2 separate regions of the Homo sapiens genome follow, and region 1 is linked to region 2. Evidence: chromatin contacts called from ENCODE Hi-C or POLR2A ChIA-PET data. All regions are on one chromosome and are shown on one strand. Each heading gives the region's core, a stretch centred on a gene start or an enhancer-like site at or near the end of the contact. The rest is flanking DNA. Distances are from core to core; before and after follow the strand shown. Region 1 has its middle 47 kb from the start of SKIL. Region 2 holds the start of LOC124909456 (a long non-coding RNA gene).

What was found. Hi-C counts contacts between places; a loop is a spot of excess contacts on that map. ChIA-PET counts read pairs that join two places held with the same protein, here RNA polymerase II (POLR2A). Pooled maps may share reads with other maps.
Region 1: a map of K562 shows a loop between it and region 2 (2.1-fold over the local background). The contact joins two enhancer-like sites. A Hi-C loop is called at or near these places in 1 of 168 maps with a recorded cell type or tissue (K562) and 2 of 50 pooled maps. POLR2A ChIA-PET finds 5 or more read pairs at or near these places in 2 of 52 experiments (H1 and OCI-LY7).

The regions. Positions count from the first base shown.
Region 1 is chr3:170,308,303-170,313,937 of GRCh38, reverse strand. No RefSeq gene overlaps it. Among named protein-coding and RNA genes, the nearest start is that of SKIL, 47 kb to the left of the region's middle. Within about 2 kb of position 3,602, at least 3 of the 41 ENCODE cell types and tissues checked have a DNase peak (open chromatin) inside an H3K27ac peak, as active enhancers do.
Region 2 is chr3:170,074,893-170,081,073 of GRCh38, reverse strand. It overlaps GPR160 (G protein-coupled receptor 160), which reads right to left. Exons shown (of 4, transcript NM_014373.3): 3 at 1,177-1,300. LOC124909456 (a long non-coding RNA gene) reads left to right here and starts at 304. Exons shown (of 2, transcript XR_007096157.1): 1 at 304-612; 2 at 3,436-5,607. Within about 2 kb of position 3,418, at least 2 of the 41 ENCODE cell types and tissues checked have a DNase peak (open chromatin) inside an H3K27ac peak, as active enhancers do.

The sequences.
Region 1 (5,635 bases), core at 2,353-4,852, 230 kb before region 2:
GGGTTGAGTCAATGCAGTTTCAGAGAAGGAAGTAAGGCCTTAAACAGATACCCAGAGATGGCCATCAAGAAGTAAGCAAGACACTGACAAACAGTGCACTAGTTGTGTGTGTGTACTTTCTCCCAGTGAGACTGATATTTTATTTTATTTTTATTTTTATTATTTTTTTCAATTTTTGAGATAGAGTCTCACTCTATCGCCCAGGCTGGAATGCAGTGATGTGATCTCAGCCCACTGCAACCTACACCTCCCAGGTTCAAGCAATTCTCCTGCCTCAACCTCCTGGGTAGCTAGGATTACAGGCATACACTACCAAGCTCGGCTAATTTTTTTTTTTTTTTTTTTTTTTTTAGTAGAGACGGGGTTTCACTATGTTGGCCAGGCTGGTCTCAAACTCCTGACCTCAGGTGATTTGCCTGCCTCAGCCTCCCAAAGTGCTGAGATTACAGGCGTGAGCCACTGCACCTGGCCTGAAACTGATATTTTAGTGCAAATTTTGTATTTGTTTTCTTGAGAGGCAATGGCGTACTGGAGCCATACGGACCATGAATAAGCTACCTAACTTCCTTACATCTATTTCCCCCTCCATCTATTGAATGGGTATAATAGCACATATTCGTACAGGCTGGTGGCTCTCAAAACTTAATCTGAGGCTGACCTGAGATGCTAGTCCCAGATCCTACCTCCCAGAGATTTCAGTTCAGTAGTTCTGGGGTGGGAAACACTGTCAGAGGACTGTTTGAATTAAATGAGACATGTACAAAATGTTTAACACATGTCTGGACAAGGTCAGCAATTATAACCCATAAATAATATTTCCATTTACTGGACCTAACATGAGGAGTAACTTCTTTTGGGAAAGTTAACTTACTTTGGCATCACTGAAAATCAAACATAAGTTAAAAACACCAGGCCCCATTACGGTTATAAGGTACCAGCTTCCCCCTCTATTTATTATTATTATTATTATTATTATTATTATTATTATTTTGAGACAGAGTCTCACTCTGCCACCCAGGGTGGAGTGCAGTAGCTCAATCTCGGCTCACTGCAACCTCCACCTCCCGGGTTCAAGCGATTCTCCTGCCTCAGCCTCCCAAGTAGCTGGGACTACCGGCTAATTTTTATATTTTTAGTAGAGATGGGTTTCACCATGTTGGCCAGGCTGTTCCCAAACTCCTGACCTCAGGTGATCCACCTGCCTCAGCCTCCCAAAGTTCTGGGATTACAAGCGTGAGCCACCGTGCCCAGCCTCCCCCTCTATTTAAAAATTTTTTTTAATTCTGTTTTTTTTGAGACAGTCTCCCTCTGTTGCCCAGCCCGGAGTGCAGTGGCATGATCTCGGCTCACTGCAACCTCTGCCTCCCGGGTTCAAGTGATTCTCCTGTCTCAGCCTCCCTAGTAGCTGGGATTATAAGCGTGTGCCACCAAGCCCAGCTAATTTTTTATATTTTTAGTAGAGATGGGGTTTTGCCATGTTGGTCAGGCTGGTCTCAAACTCCTGACCTCAGGAGTGATCTGCCTGCCCCGGCCTCCCAAAGTGCTGGGATTCCAGGTGTGAGCTACCGCGCCCAGCCTAAAAATTCTTGTACTTTGTGATTGACAGATTTCATACTTCCTGATTACTCTTACTACCAAGTTAAAATGAGCAGATTATTATTATTATTATTATTATTTTGAGGCTGGAGTGCAATAGTGCAATATCTGCTCACCACAACCTCTGTGTCCTGGGTTCAAGCTATTCTCCTGCCTCAGCCTCCCGAGTAGCTGGGATTACAGGCATGTGCCACCATGCCCAGCTAATTTTGTATTTTTAGTAAAGACGGGGTTTCTCCATGTTGGCGAGGCAGGTCTGGAACTCCCGACCTCAGGTGATCCGCCTGCCTCAGTCTCCCAAAGTGCTGGGATTACAGCCATGAGTCACCACACCTGGCTAAAATGAGCAGATTATAAAGTGTTGTCAATAACACAACAAATCTAAAAAGTTGTTGATGAAAAAAATCTGTGGAGAAGATCTGAGGTTGTTTAATGCAACTTACTGCACATTGTACAGTTATTTTGGGCAATGAGGTAAATAACTGCCTGGAATTGAGGTATGGCAAAAATTAATTTTCAATAGGATTAAAAGATAAATGTCTTTCCTTGGGAAAAGACATTTCAAATATTTACCTCCAGTACATAAGTGTTTAGTGGGCAGGGCGTGGTGGCTCATCCCTGTAATCCTAGCACTTTGGGAGGCTGAGGAAGGAGGATCGCCTGAGGCCAGGAGTTCAAGACCTTCCTGGCCAACATAGACCCCATCTCTATTTTTTTTTTCCAAAAAGTAGTGTTTGCGAAATAGCAACATAATCAAAACACCACTGAAATCATGTTTCTAATTGACAATTTGAATGTCTGTAAATATCCATGGATTAAAATTTGTGAGTAACACTATTTTTAAAAAGTTTTTCTTTGCATATGAATGCCAGGTCATAGTAAATGACACTATTGTAATGCCATGCAACATTTGATATAGAAAGTTCACAACTGGCCAGGTGCGGTGGCTCACGCCTGTAATCCCAGCACTTTGGGAGGCCGAGGCGGACGGATCATGAGGTTAGGAGATAGAGACCATCCTGGCTAACACGTTGAAACCCCATCTCTACTAAAAAAAAAATACAAAAAAATTAGCCAGGCGTGGTGGTGGGAGCCTGTAGTCCCAGCTACTCGGGAGGCTGAGGCAGGAGAATGGTGTGAACCTGGGAGGCAGAGGTTGCAGTAAGCCGAGATCGCACCACTGTACTCTGGAGACAGAGCGAGACTTCGTCTCAAAAAATAAAAAAAATAAAAAAAGTTTACAACTGAAGAATGTGGATAATTTCCTGGATTTTGTTTTAATTGAATTCCTTTGTGTCTTAATGACCAAAAGCAGCCCTGGTTTTATTTTCAACTGAAAGTATTCTTCACAGATGAAACATGACACAATTAGACTCTTGCTTGATGAATCTCCAGTGCCTGGCACTTAACAGGCCCTATTTGTGTTTAATTTATATGGAAGTTCTAACATCCAGAATGGTTAAAGTGGGCAGAGCAATTCTAGTACAAAACCTTCCAGGTTCCCTGATAACATATTAGAGCGTTCTGAATAACAGTTCAAAGGGTATATTGACTTCTTTTTTTTTTTTTTTTTTTGAGACGGAGTTTCGCCCTCTCGCCCAGTTTGGAGTGCAGTGGTGCAATCTCAGCTTATTGCAACCTCTATCTCCCCAGTTCAAGCGATTCTCCTGCCTCGGCCTCCCAAGCAGCTGGGATAAAAGGCATGCACCACCACACCCGGATAGTTTTTGTATTTTTGTAGAGACGAGGTTTAACCACGTTAGCCAGGCTGGTCTCAAACCCCTGACCTCAAGGAATCCGCCAGCCTCGGCCTCCCAAAGGGCTGGGATTACAGGCGTGAGCCACCGCGCCCGGCCGGTATATTGACTTTTAATAGTTCCGTAAAATTAAAATACACATGATCAGCACTGATAAAATCCTGGAACCTCTAGGTAACCGGCCTGTAGTGAATACACTGGCTCCTCCAGAGGGCTATGGTGCTGGTAACTCTGACCTTCATTATAGCAAGAGACTGGCCCCTGGTGGTGGTGAAGCAGATAGAATCAGTATTCTGCCAACCAGGCACACTGCAGTCCACCAGGCCTACCCCGCTGCCTTACCACGTACTCCCCACTATTGGGGGAGAACATTCATTTTTATTTTGATCATGGGAAATATCTTCTAAGTAAAGGAATAACATACACACAGGCCTTTTTTTTAAACTTTAAGCCAACTTTTCTGAAATGCATTTATTCCGTCTGTCACAAAAAATTATTTAACATTTTCCCAAATCCTACAGAATCAGCATAGTGCTAGACACATTATAAGGCCCTCAATAAATACATAAATTAAAATTTAAAACATAAAATAATCTAGGAAGATAGCAAGTCTTTAGCATGCTGATTCAAATTTCCCTGTTAGAAAATGAATACTTTCTAACTGGATAAACTTGAGCCAAACTGTACATAAATGCATGTTCTTTCATGATCTTTAAATTGAAAAATCTGAGCTGGGTGCGGGAGCTCACACCTGTAATCCCAGCACTTTGGGAGGCCGAGGCGGTGGATCACTTGAGGTCAGGAATTCAAGACCAGCCTGGCCAACATGGTAAAATCCCGTCTCTACTAAAAACACAAAAATTAGGCGGGGGTGGTAGCACACTCCTGTAATCCCAGCTACTCGGGAGGCTGAAGCATGAGAATCACCTGAACCTGGGAGGCGGAGGTTGCAGTGAGCTGAGATCGTACCACTGCACTCCAGCTTGGGTGACAGAGCAAGACTACTGTCTCAAAAAAAAAAAAAAAAGAAAAAAAAAAAAAGAAAAAAGAAAAAGAAAAAGAAAAAATCTGGCTGTTTAAATAAAAATCTACTGCCTCAAAAATTTTTTTTCTTAAAAATTTTCTGTAAAAGGCCGTAAAATGTGAGCTAAATTTCTGTATTTTCTGTATTTAAGTTCCTTTGCATGTTTTTATTCCTAAATATATTATGAATAATGTAAAAATCATCAAGTGTAGCCACCCACATTGCAGATAGTTTATCTCATGCAAGTTTTAAATCTGGTTATGTGGCACTACCTCTAGAAACCACCCAGCACTTCCCTTTTATGGAAAAAACAAAGCATCTAAATTTTCAAAAATTTTGCTAGAGCGTTTCAACAGGCTCTTTCTTAAACAATTGGAATTTGCTTCTGACCAGCTAAATTGTTGATGAAAACTTAACCCTCTCAAGTCTAGTGAATCCATCTGGCATGGGCTTTCATTTTCAGATATCTTGTAAAAGATCACATTAAACAGCCACTAATTCTTAGGTACTTATAATTTGTTTATCCATACAAATACTAAAAATAGTAATTGGAGTAAAAATAAAATGTCAACACCAGTAAGGCACAAGTTACATGAAAGTGAATCGCACTGCCACAAAAATCACTCTTAAATTCTGAGCTGGATTCATTTTAATTATAAATTTCAGAGATGGACTGTAAAAGATCTAATCTAAGCAGAAGCAGCTGACAATCTGCTCTCCCATTCCCAGGCAAAATCCAATTCATATTTCTCAGCACAAAAGCCAAAAACAATCTCATAGTGTGTATGTTAAGAGATTGATCTAAAGATTCTATTCTTATTGTGTATATATAAACCCAGAAAGCTGTGGAATCTACCATAAACCTGAAAAATGTCCAGCATTAATTACAAAAGAATGTTAAATAAAATTCCTATAAGTTTCATTAGTGAACCATCATGATTACATAATGTATATTTTCATGCATTTATTTGGCTTTTGTCACTGGACTATTCATTGTGGAGATGAACATCTCAGTATGTCTGTTTTCTACGTTTAACATCAAGGGCAGAGGTTGTTTTTATTAGCCTTATTTAGCATCGTGCACAGTAAATTCCAGTATATTCTGGAATAAGCTAGGGATATAAACTATTCAGATTTTTATTTTTTGAGACAAGTGTCTTGCTTTGTCACCCAGACTCGAGGGCTCACTGCAGCCTCACCCTCCAGGGCTGACGCAATCCTCCCACCTCAGCCTCCCGAGCAGCTGGGATGACAGGAA
Region 2 (6,181 bases), core at 2,169-4,668:
ATAGAATCATCTGTCTCACATGATTTTAACTTTTATAACTCCTGTTCTAAATTAAGTAAGGAAAGCCAAGTCAGGCTGGGGGCCGTGGCTCATGCCTGTAATCCTAGCACATTGGGAGGCCAAGGTGGGTAGATCACTTGAGCTCAGAAGTTCAAGACCAGCCTGGGCAACATGGTGAAACCTAGTCTCTACAAAAAATACAAAAATTACTCGGGTGTGGTGGTGGGGGCCTATAGTTCCAGCTACTTGGGAGGCAGAGGTGGGAGGATCACCTAAGCCCAGGAGGTCAAGGCTGTGGTGAGCCAAGTCATGCCACTGCATTCCAGCCTGGGTGCCAGATTGACACTCTGTCGCAAAAAGAAAAGCCAGGTAGGCAACATCCAAGGGATGTTTTCCAAGTTCCCGTTTCATCATTGACTCTTGACAGGTGGAGGCACCTGGAAGATGACAAAAGTAGGGAGGAGGAGGACCTGGAGGAGGACGCTTGTGTCTCCTAGGGGATGAGGAAGGTCCACAGAGGAGAAAGAGAATCAGCTACAGCCACCAAGGCAGGAACCAAGAACCTCTTCAGAAGATGACTGGAATAAAGAAGACAAGTCCGACATGGAACATGTAAGAGAATCATAAAGCTAGAAGAAAAATAAGAGCGGGGAAGACAGGCAACTTGAGGCAATAAAAAGCGAAAGGAAGAAACTGGAAAACAAGATTTTGGCCAATTTACGATAGTTCCTGAATACCACGATCATGGAAACCAATCAGAGCTTTCTTAGACGACACCAATTTTATGTACTCTACCCCAATTACCCTGTAAACCACTATAAGTGTTCAAAATTCCAATATTTTGTTTTTTAAAACAACTCCCTGAACAAGACAGAAATCCTTTGATAAGCTACCTGAATTTTCTCTAGAAAAATGTTCACAAAATACAGGGACTCAAGAGATTTACAAGATCTGGTCCTTTTCCTGCATGATTCTTTAAACTACTTGTGAATGAACTCATATGCAACCTGAAAAGTTAACATGAAAGTCCTTTTCAAGGTATCTTGCTTTACGATCTGGCCCAGTTTGGAGGTATTAGCAGGGCCTCAGGGAAACAAACCATGATTTCGTTTCACTGACCCAGTCTCTGTTTTTCCCTTTGTAACCCAATTAATTATTAACAACTTGCATACTTACTCTCCAGTGGGTCTTCCTTGACTGATGATCTTCCTATTTAATTTCACTTTTACTGCCTTCAATTATGTTATTTTTGGTTCCTTGCATTTCATTTTGATATACCAATATGCTATGTGAGTAAGCTCTGTGTGAAAGATAGAAAACAAAATGAAACATCATTAAGAGCTATCTTAATAGCAAGAGTCCAGTTAAACTGGTTCCAGATCACTGCTTAGAAAAATTGTAGCTTTTTGTGGGACTGAAGCCAGGAAGTAACTGCTTACATTCTTAGTTTCTTTCTTGCAAAAGGAAGAAAGGGGATACTTGGATTGAAAGCACACCAAAGATGGAGAGATTGATGCATACACCACATTTACTTAAAGGAATCTTGCTTTATAGTTTTCAGCCACAGGATAAAGCAGCTGTCCTCCAAAGTGTTTGGTTTCAGGACCCTTTGACCCTTGATGCATGTTAACATCAATAACATTTTTAAAATGTTATTTAAATAATATGGTAAAAATTACTATATTTTACCAAACAATAATTTAGTGAGCAGAGTGGCATTGTTTCACATTTCACAACTTGCTTTAGTGTCTGGCTTAATAGCAGACAGCTGAATTTTCATCTATGCCGGGTCTGTCCCACAGACCCTAGTCGAGCAACGGATGAAAGGAGTACTCAGACACAGATAAGCAGTGTAACAGCAGCTAGGGGGCTGCCCAGCACTAGTGGCCGAAGAAGAGAGCAGCCTTGAACAGCTGGAGCTGCTTGCTTTTATTCAGTACAGACATAATGCCGAAAGCCTGGAGCAAACACAGTCTGTGGGTAATTAACATTACTGTCCCCCCTTTCAGGGAGCAGTAATGCATGCGGATGATCAAAGGTCGGTTTCTGGACAACACAAGTGAACAAGCCTATTTAAGATAAATTCCCCTACACGTCCTTGTACCTACTCCTTGCCCTCTTCAAGGTCAGAAAACAGCTGCCTTCAGCTTATTCTCCCCCGGAAGCTATGTAGAGCCTTCCGGCCTTCCAGAAGGCCTGCTCCTTTCCCTACAGTTTCTCCCACCACTCTGACTGATCTACATCTCCCCCTTTTTTTTGCATCAGGTTTTGTTGATTGAAGAGTACAGATGTGTGCAGTGCCAGGTTTGACAGGCGCAGTAGTTACAGCTCGTGTTCTGGCTTTGCGTAAAGCGGTCTGCTGCACATAATTCATCAAATTCTGCCCTCTAGAGGAGGTATTGACTTGCCTCTAAAGTTGTTTTAGTTAGCACTGACCAGTCCCATGGGGTCATATGGAAGTTGTCTGCCATGGCCTCAATTAATCCTTTCATAAACGGGCTAGCGGCTCCATTTTCTCTAATGCTTTTTCTTATCTCTTTGTAAGTGTTGAAAGTAATGGGTTCATGTACCCGATTGCCTTGTTGATCTTGCATTACCAGGCAGACCAAGAGCTCCCCTTCTAATGCCGCTTGCTTAAGACAGGGTCCCATAACTGTAGTGTATCCCTTGTCCTTTTTCCAGTTTATTGGGGGAGGGGGCTCAGGGAAAACCTCTGTCTCCTCTGTGGCACCTTTACCCGGTAACGGTGGGGCTGGGGGAGGAGGCGGAGGCAGTAAGGTAGATGATGGTTCTTCCTCCCAAGCAGCCCTAACTAAGGCCCATAATGTTAAAGATGTTACTGGGACCCCATTGCCCTTGTGCATGATGTCGTTTAAGATTTCTTCCCACTTGCTCCCAGAGCTCTAGGTCTAACGTGCCTTCTTCTGGGAACTATGGGTTATGGAAAACAAGAGTTTGCATTAGGTCCCTTAATTGGGCCTCAAACTGAGGCTCCACCAGCTTTAAGCAGTTGTTTCAATACTTTTATATGCTGTTTCTGTTGAGTAAGTGTTGTCCCAATGTGAAACCCTAGCTTGAAAATTCCCTCGAACTTGGAAATCCCAAGAGGGCTCCAATTCCAATTACTGGCTTACTGCGCAGTCTCTTCACCTTCGTTTTCGAGGGTTCCGTCGCGATCCATTGCAGCGTTCCTCACACAGGGCACCAGCTGCTGGGTCTGTCCCACAGACCCTGGCCAAGCAACTGAAGAAAGGAGTACTCAGACACAGATATGCAGTGTAACAGCAGCTAGTGGGCTGCCCGGCACTAATGGCTGAAGAAGAGAGCAGCCTCGAACAGCTGGAGCTGCTTGCTTTTATTCAGTACAGACATAATGCCGAAAGCCTGGAGCAAACACAGTCTGCGGGTAATTAACATTATTGTTCTTCCTTTCAGGGAGCAGTCATGCGCGCTGATGATCAAAAGTCGTTTCTGGACAACACAAGTGAACAAGCCTATTTAAGATAAATTCTCCTACACGTCCTTGTACCTACTCCTTGCCCTCTGCCTCAAGGTCAGAGAACAGCTGCGTTCAGCTTATTCTCCCCTGAAGCCTTCCGACCTTTCAGAAGGCCTGCTCCTTTCCCAACAGTTTCTCCCACCACTCTGACCGATTACCTATACATCTACATTTCATCAGCTGAAATATCACACATCATGTAGCTTCTGGAAAGTCCTCTGTACATTCACGAGAGTTGGAAAGTAAAAAAAAAGGTAAAAACTTCAAGTGTTTTTATAATCAGTTGTGTTGCAGAATCTCATGCAATCTTAGAAAAGTTTAAAAAAACCATGTGCGTTAGACAACAGGATGGGAGATGAACGCTGTGAACATGAACATTCTGGTTTACTGTTGTGTAGAAGATGGAATTCATACTGCAGCTGTATTTGGTGAGCCCGATAAGTGGAGCAAGCCTGTGGGAGAAATAGCCTTATCAGGGGTTTTACATACTGTTTTTCTAATTCTTAACAACAGTCATAAAAGGTATATATAATTTTTCCCCATGAGGAAAACAGGCTTGTGGTTAATAAGTACATTTCCCTAGGTCCCATGACTCGTAAGTGTTGGAGCTAAAGTTCAACCTCAAGTCTGACTTCAAAGCTCACGTTCTTCAGTAAACCACAATTATGGCTTAACTCACTGGAAATGTAGAAAAGGACCCAATGTATGTATGTGAAAGAGCTTTCTAAAAAACCAACATGTGGTGGCTCATGCCTGTAATCGCAGCACTTTGGGAGGCTGGTGCAGGCGGATTGCCTGAGGCCAGGAGTTCAAGACCAGCCTGGTCAACATGCTGAAACCCCATCTCTACTAAAAATACAAAAATTAGCCAGGCGTGGTGGCGGGCGCCTGTAATCCCAGCTACTCAGGAGGCTGCAGCAGGAGAATCGCTTGGACCTAGGACGGGGAGGTTGCAGTGAGCCGAGATTGCACCACTACACTCCAGCCTGAGCAACAGAGTGAGACACAGTTATCTCAAAAAAAAAATAATAATTAAAAAAATAAAAAAGCGACATTCAAGTAACAGTGACTGTACTGATTACTGATATCCATAGGATTGTGACTTGACTATCCATTTGGATAATGAAATTTTATCCCTCCAAAAGGTAAATATAAACTTTGAAGAGTTTGTATTTGAAATGTGGTCTTCGCTTGATGTGTCCAAATTCAGTGGAAAAAAAAAGTCACTCAACTCTGATAATGTTTTGCATTCATCCATTTGCACAGTACAGTTATATTCAATATAGAAAATATGGAAATGTTTTTATTTTACTTATTTTTAAAAATAGGTGATATAATTTACATGATACAAAACTTGGGTGACAGATGTGTATTACAGTGAAAGTTACCTGTGCCACCCAATCCTCCCTCCAACACCCCCACTCTGCCCAGCGCTGTCTAGCCAGTTTCCCTCCCTAGATACAACCACTATAACCAGTTATTTGTATATATTTCCAGAGATATTCTAAAGCAAAGTTTTAAAAAGAAATATGAAATTTCCTTATTAAGACAACTAGTGAGAGATTCTTGATTTGTCCTTTCCTGTTTTATTTATACACTGATAAAATCTGACAAAAGAGGCGCAAAGGTAGAACATAACCAAGAATTATCAGTGATCTGCCAGAAGCAGGAGTAATTCCCACCAACCCAAACATAAGGCTGGCGATAAGGAAGGCCAGTGAGGCCAGGCAGAAGACAGCAAGCAGAGGTTATCTCAAGGTAGGGGATAGATGATTTTTATTTTTCTCCTTCAGTGTAGAATTATAGTGCTCACCCACATGCCTGCTTCATCTCTGCTTCTGCCCATGGAGGATTTTTGTTCTTTGATCCCTACAGTTAATGGTCTACCAGGCCAAAACATTTTATTGCAGATGAGTTGCCCTTCATTGTTGTCTTCCCCATCATGGGCTGGGGAGGCGGGGAGGCAATGCATTCCAGATGGTACATTACAAGATGGTGGAGCCTCTGTCAACCTGGGTCCTTGAGTGACCATGTGAAGCAAAGCCCCTGGCGATTCACAATGGGTGTATAGTATGAGCAAGAAATAAACCTTTGTTGCATTAAGTCAATGGGATTTGGCCTTTCCTGACTAATGCCATTCCTCATTATTCTCTATATCCTTTGAAATTTTTTTAACAGGATGTATTATTTATATTATCAGAAAAAAGACCTTTAAAAAGCCATGATACAAATGTAAGAATATTGGTAAAACTCAAAATTCAATTTTAATTTGTCATATATTTGTAAAAGTCATATACTTTTGCATTTTTCCTTCTGATATTCTTTTGGTTTTGTTTTGTTTTGCTTGAGTTGGAGTTTCGCTCTTGTTGCCCAGGCTGGAGTGCAATGGCACAAACTCGCCTCACTGTAACCTCCGCCTCTTGGGCTCAAGTGATTCTCCTGCCTCAGCCTGCTAAGTAGCAGGGATTACAGGCACACACCACCATGCCTGGCTAATTTTTGTTATTCTTAGTAGAGATGGGGTTTCCACCATGTTGGCCAGGCTAGTCTCGAATTCCTGACTTAAAGTGATCTGCCCACCTTGGCCTCCCAAAGTGCTGGGATTACAGGTGTGAGCCACTGCACCCGGCCCTCTTCTGATATTCTTATATTTGCCTGTTTTCAAAAAGAAGGGCTCAATTC